2 separate regions of the Homo sapiens genome follow, and region 1 is linked to region 2. Evidence: chromatin loops called from intact Hi-C (ENCODE). Cell type or tissue: PC-3. All regions are shown on one strand. Each heading gives the region's core, and the rest is flanking DNA. Links, peaks and the distances in the headings are about the cores only.

Region 1 (2,919 bases), core at 128-2,627, 250 kb before region 2:
CAAGGCGACGTGCCCATGTCAGCACAGCCAGAAGGTAGAGGAGCCAGGATTCAAGCCACACTTTGGATCACAGTGCTGTACTGTCTCTATGAAAAAAGGGGTACATTTGAGGCCAGGTGTGGTGGCTCATGCCAGTAATCACAGCACTTTGGGTGGCCAAGGCAGGCAGATCACTTGAGGTCAGGAGTTTGAGACCAGCCCGGTCAACATGGCGAAACCCCATCTCTACTAAAAATACAAAACTTAGCCGGGTGTGGTGGCACACACCTATAGTCCCAGCTACTCGGGAGGCTGAGGCAAGAGAATTGCTTGAACCTGGGAGGCGGAGGTTGCAGTGGGCTGAGATCACACCATTGCACTCCAGTCTGGGTGACAGAGCGAGACTCTGCCTCAAAAAAAAAAAAGTGGGGCGGCGGGAGGCACATTTTAGAAAATGAGTTTTTTAATGGGTGAGGGCAATGGAGAGGGGTGGTACATTTCAAACATTAATAAACAGTATTCACAAAGAGTAAACCATTCTACAGTAGAATTATTTTCATTTTTGATAGACTTTCTAGACTGGAAGATGAAGTGAGTGCCGCAAAAATTGTAGATGTGACTTGAACAAAGCATTTGGCAAGATATCTCATGATTTGTTTTAGAAAATATGTAATAGGCCGGGCGCTGTGGCTCATGGCTGTAATCCCAGCACTTTGGGAGGCCGAGACGGGTGGATCACAAGGTCAGGAGATCGAGACCATCCTGGCTAACACAGTGAAACCTCATCTCTACTAAAAATACAAAAAATTAGCTAGGCGTGGTGGCAGGCATCTGTAATCCCAGCTACTTGGGAGGCTGAGGCAGGAGAATCGCTTGAACCCGGGAGGCAGAGGTTGCAGTGAGCCAAGATCAGGCCACTGCACTACAGCCTGGGTGACAGCGAGATTCCATCTAAATATAAAAGAAAAAAAAAAAAGAAAATGTGTAATAATATGAACTGGATTCTAGATCAATTAGGTGAATTCACATCCAGTTGAATGACCATACCAAAAGAGTTCTGTTTAATGAATTCTCTTTCAACCTGTTAAGAGGCTTCTTGTGGCAGGTCACAGGGCTCAGTGTTGTCTCCTGTCCTACTTAGGCTTTTTAGCAATGTCTTCAATAAAGAACATCACTGGAAAATCAATCTAATTTGAAGAAGATATGTGGAGTGGTGATGGAACAGGATAGTTAATGTGCTTAAAGGCTACAATGAAGAAAATGAATCTAACAAGATGGAATTTACTGGGTATGAGAGGTCCTTTACTCAGATCTAGAAAAGCAAACAGCTCTCCAAGATCTGGGTGGGGAAGAGATGGCTCAGCAGCATCACATGGAGGAAAAAGAGGCTCAGGGGTTTCCTTTGGCTAGAAGCTAAATGAGTCAACAGCAACTTGTGGCGCTATACCAAACCAAACCAAAGAAAAACAAAACCCCGAAGAAATCCTTAGCCTGGAAAAACAGAATTGTTGCATCTAAGCCAAGAGGAAGAAGCCCTTTTGTTTCTCCTTCATTAGTCAGCTCATATCTGAGGAACTGAATGTTGTTTGAGGTATTGCATCATAAACGGACAGAAACAAACCATAGGTGTCCAGAAGAAGAAAACAGGAATGGATAAGGATGACACCATCTCATAGGAAGAATATCTGTAGGAATGGGGAAAGAAATTAATGGGAGGATATACTATGTCTTCTTTTAGCAGGGCAGGGAGGGATAGCCATGGTGAGTGTTTATAGGACAGATATTACTTACTCTGTGCCACTCTCTTGTGTAGGAAAACAACAGAGAGGAAACTTGATATTGAATATCTACTCTGTGCCAGGAAGTGGTAGTCATTTTAAATGTGTTGTTCTACTGCATCCTTCCACTAACTTTCTCAGACAACTGATGGATTTCTAACACCTTAGCAACTTTCTAATAACTCTATTCCTTCTGATGATTAAGGAATGGGGAAGCATATGCTTGTTAATGTAAATGCGGTGTTTTGATACTGGACTCCAGTATTCAACTTGAAGGTTAAGTGATCAGCTCCAGAGGTAAAGAACCCTTGGCACACAGGGTCTGACACAGAGGTATACCATTCACTTCCTATACTCAGACCAAGATCAGACTGGGATGGGGTAGTGGGTGGACTTCAGCGAAAGAAAGACTTATTGGAGGATGCCAAATTCAGAAGTGGTGCCTGAGTAACAGGGCCCTGTCTGTTCCCACCTCAACTATGCTGACTGGCAGATGCAGCAAGAATTTTGGGCTGTCTCTTTCCACTAAGTCCCTCCCATCAGAATGTACTGATAGTTACCCCAGTCACTGCTGTGCTTCCCAGCTCCCTTCCCACTGTCCCTTAGTGGAGTCTTACTCCCAATTCCTCTATCTTGAGGTTCAGTTTATAAATAAGAATTTAAATAAATTATTTTTAAAACACCAAGGGAAATATTAGAATTTCAATCAATCTTTCTTATGCTGCCTGATATGGTTTGGCTGTGTCCCCACCCAAATCTCATCTTGAATTGTAGCTCCCATAATTCCCACATGTTGTGGAAGGGGCCCAGTGGGAGATAATTGAATCATGGGGACAGTTTCCCCCATACTGTTCTCATGGTAGTGAATAAGTCTAATGAGATCTGATGGTTTTATAAGAGGAAACCCTTTTCGCATGGTTCTCATTTTTCTCTTGTCTGCCACCTTGTAAAATGTGCTTCTCGCCTTCTGCCATGATTGTGAGGCCTCTCTCAGCCACGCGGAACTGTAAGTCTATTAAACCTCTTTTTCTTTATAAACTACCCAGCCTTGGGTATGTCTTTATCAGCAGCTTGAAAATGGACTAATATACTGCCTTAGTCTGTTCCTGCTGCTATAACAAAATGTCTTAGATGGGGGAATTTATAAGCAATAGAAATGTAT
Region 2 (2,919 bases), core at 208-2,707:
TGACAAAGTGATCTGCCAACATTGTAGACTCCTGATGGAGGCGTATCATCTACTTTTCCTCATGGCCATTTTCTCTGTTTAATTGCCTCATTAAATACAAATGAGAGCCAATGTTCTTATCAGAAGACGCAAAAATAAAATTCACCCTTGAGTTAACCTGATGACCAATGACTTCTCATATACCTCAAATGACAAATGTTAGTAACAAAAACACCTGCACAGATATAGCATGATTGAAACAAGGAGGACCATGGGGCGGGGAGGGCGCATGATTCTCTTGGATGAAGCAGTGGTGCGTTCTTATTTTCTATCTTAATGAAAAATTGCAAATTCTACACTCTTGTAGAACAAATAGCATTGTGACTTATGCTTCACAATTTATGTAATTGATTTCTTGGGTTTCTGACAGTTCTATCATGTTTCCAATAAATATATTTTCCCTCCCTAGGAAGTTGGTCATACAATGTTGGGAGCGGGTGGTTAGGGGAGCCCTAATTATTTTCATTTCTTTCAATTCCAAGGCAATTACCCCCTAAATCATTTATTTGGCACTTATCAGAAGCCAACTTGCATTTTTAATTCCTTTTTCTTCCTACAAAAGCCCAGCTTCCCCAGGCAGGCATCTTGCCTTGTCCTTCTCCCAGGATCTGATAATTGCCAGTCATCTAAAAATAGAAAAATAATTTTTCCTTGATATTGATGAGAATGTTGACACCTTTCTGAAACACATTATAAAATTCTCTGCTTTCTTCCAGAGAGAAACCAGCAGGACTGGATGTCAGTGATTGCACCATGCAGGATTACAGATTGTGCTGAGTTTAGATTTTCTGCCTTCCTCCTCAGTTGTCAGGCTGCTAGCCAGCTCTTCTGCTCCCATGACACCTGCATCGAATGCCTGCCCTTTCCTTACTACAAGACCCTTTCCAGTTCCCAGATTAGAATCTGCCACAGGCTAGGAATCCCACATCCCAGTAGTGATTTGGCTCCAAGTGCAAAGGCACCTAGTGTCTGCCTTTTGTTCAGCAGCTTGGTGATGGACATATCCAGGACTCAGAGACCCCTTTCCCTCAGCTCTCTGAGTTGGAAGCTGTCAGGTGCAGAAGGGCAACATCTTACATACACAGGGTTTGGGCAGGTCTGGGCAGTGCCTGGTTAATGTTAAATAATGCAGATAAAGGAATTGTTGACATCTGAAAGTCAATATGAAAATTGTATGCACTGCTGTGACTCATGCAACTTCACTCCCAGCCCTGGTTCTCATGATTCCAGAAGTGGAAAAAATAAGGCAACTCTTTTCCTCACAATTCAAAAAAATACCTATTGAGCAACATCAGCTTGGCCCACACAAGACAATTTTTATCCCTTCCGTTAGTTAACTTTGCTTTGGCCAAAGGCCAGAAAAACCTCATTCTTTACAGGCAACCTCAGACCACCATCCTGGATCCACTTCAAAAACTAACTGCAGACCTGTGTCTTACTAGAGGTGATTTGGTAGCATTGAAGATCAAATCCCGATTTAAAAAATTAAAAAAAAAATGAACATAAAATGCATTTTTAACAATGTTTGCAGTGTTTTTCTTGTCTGCAAATTAATTATATAGGTTAATACAGGAAACTTCCCATTGCACACACACAAAAGAGCTCTGTCTAACTGAACAACCAATCTTGTTGGTAATACAAGATCTTGGGGAATTTGAGCTAGATCATCAGTGAGCACTGGAATTCTCTGTTTTAATGGATTCAGTCATCACAACACTTCATGCACACATCGCCTCCTGCAGTATCACAACCCCACCAGAAAATCTTGCTCTGGCTGAAAGAAAACTAAGAAGTAGCTTTGGTTTTACTTTGATGGAAAACTCTCAGGAAAGTTCTGTTTTCATGGATATTTACGTGTTTCACACGCCCAGTCAGAAACCACCTGAGAAGTTCACACAGTAGGTGTGCTGGTGGTGAGTATTGATGGAAAGTTTCTGCACCTGAGTTGAGTCAACAAATAAATGCTCCATGTCAACAATGGCCCAGCCCAGGAGAACCATTGAAAGCAATGATGAAACCAGCAATTCTTAGAGAAATACTCAACAGCTTTTTGGTAGCCTGAAAGACTAGGCAGACATAACAGATACTTGGTGAATTCAGTGTTGGGAAAGGGTTTTTTGGAGATCCCATGACTACAAGACTAACCACCAATGAAGTATGTGGTACCTCTGATACACTGTGAAGAAAGATGAGGTCATCGAGTGCTCATTAGGGCCAGAGCTTTTACCTACATGCATTTATTCTCACAACCACCCTACACTAGTTCTGGGGTTATTGTCGTTCCATAAATAAGTCTCAGAAGGATTAAAACCATCTGCCCAAGGTCACCCAGCAGGTAAGAAGCAGGACTGGCATTAGAACCCATGCCTTTCCTGCCGAAACTACATACACATTCTTAGGAAGATGCTGCTTTGGAAATGAAGCTTCTCGTAATACAAATTCCTCTCCAGGGGTGATATTCAAAATATTTAGCCACAGTATGACAGGGTATTGACCAATCAGAAGGGAAGCAGAAGTAAACAGTATGGACAACTATACCAGCCCTTTTCTACTGAATATCTATCTGCTCCTCCTCTTCAGCCCATCAATGTGATTTAGAACTGAGTGATTGTAAAGAAGTTCATGATGGTCATTGTTATCAAAATATTTTTTACTCCAATGAATATATATTTTTATTTTATTTTAGAGATGAGGTCTTGCTCTTTCACCCAGGTTGGAGTACAGTGGCACAATCATAGCTCACTGCAGCCTTGAACTCCTGGGCTCGAGTGATACTCCCACCTCAGCCTCCCAAGTAGCCGGGACATGTGCCATCACACCCATCTAGTTTTTTTTATGATAAAAGAAATTTATCTTCATGGTATAAAATTACAAAATATT

The links. Hi-C counts contacts between places; a loop is a spot of excess contacts. Peaks named below come from ENCODE experiments on the same cell type or tissue, not always from the same donor. Only the 100,000 strongest peaks of a DNase experiment are listed, where the experiment ranks them.
Region 1: it touches region 2 in a loop (18-fold over the local background); 4 of 110 quality-filtered maps call a loop at or near these places.

Annotation. Positions count from the first base shown.
Region 1 is chr7:134,612,686-134,615,604 of GRCh38, reverse strand. No RefSeq gene overlaps it. Among named protein-coding and RNA genes, the nearest start is that of BPGM, 33 kb to the left of the region's middle. In PC-3, for the core only: no CTCF peak of the experiment used is centred there; a DNase peak (open chromatin) is centred at 1,414; H3K27ac peaks cover 2,407 bases.
Region 2 is chr7:134,367,381-134,370,299 of GRCh38, reverse strand. The region is part of intron 1 of LOC105375518 (a long non-coding RNA gene); the gene reads right to left. LOC105375517 (a long non-coding RNA gene) reads left to right here. Exons shown (of 4, transcript XR_928000.4): 4 at 756-1,563. Among named protein-coding and RNA genes, the nearest start is that of SLC35B4, 52 kb to the right of the region's middle. In PC-3, for the core only: no CTCF peak of the experiment used is centred there; a DNase peak (open chromatin) is centred at 1,329; H3K4me3 peaks cover 728 bases; H3K27ac peaks cover 2,478 bases.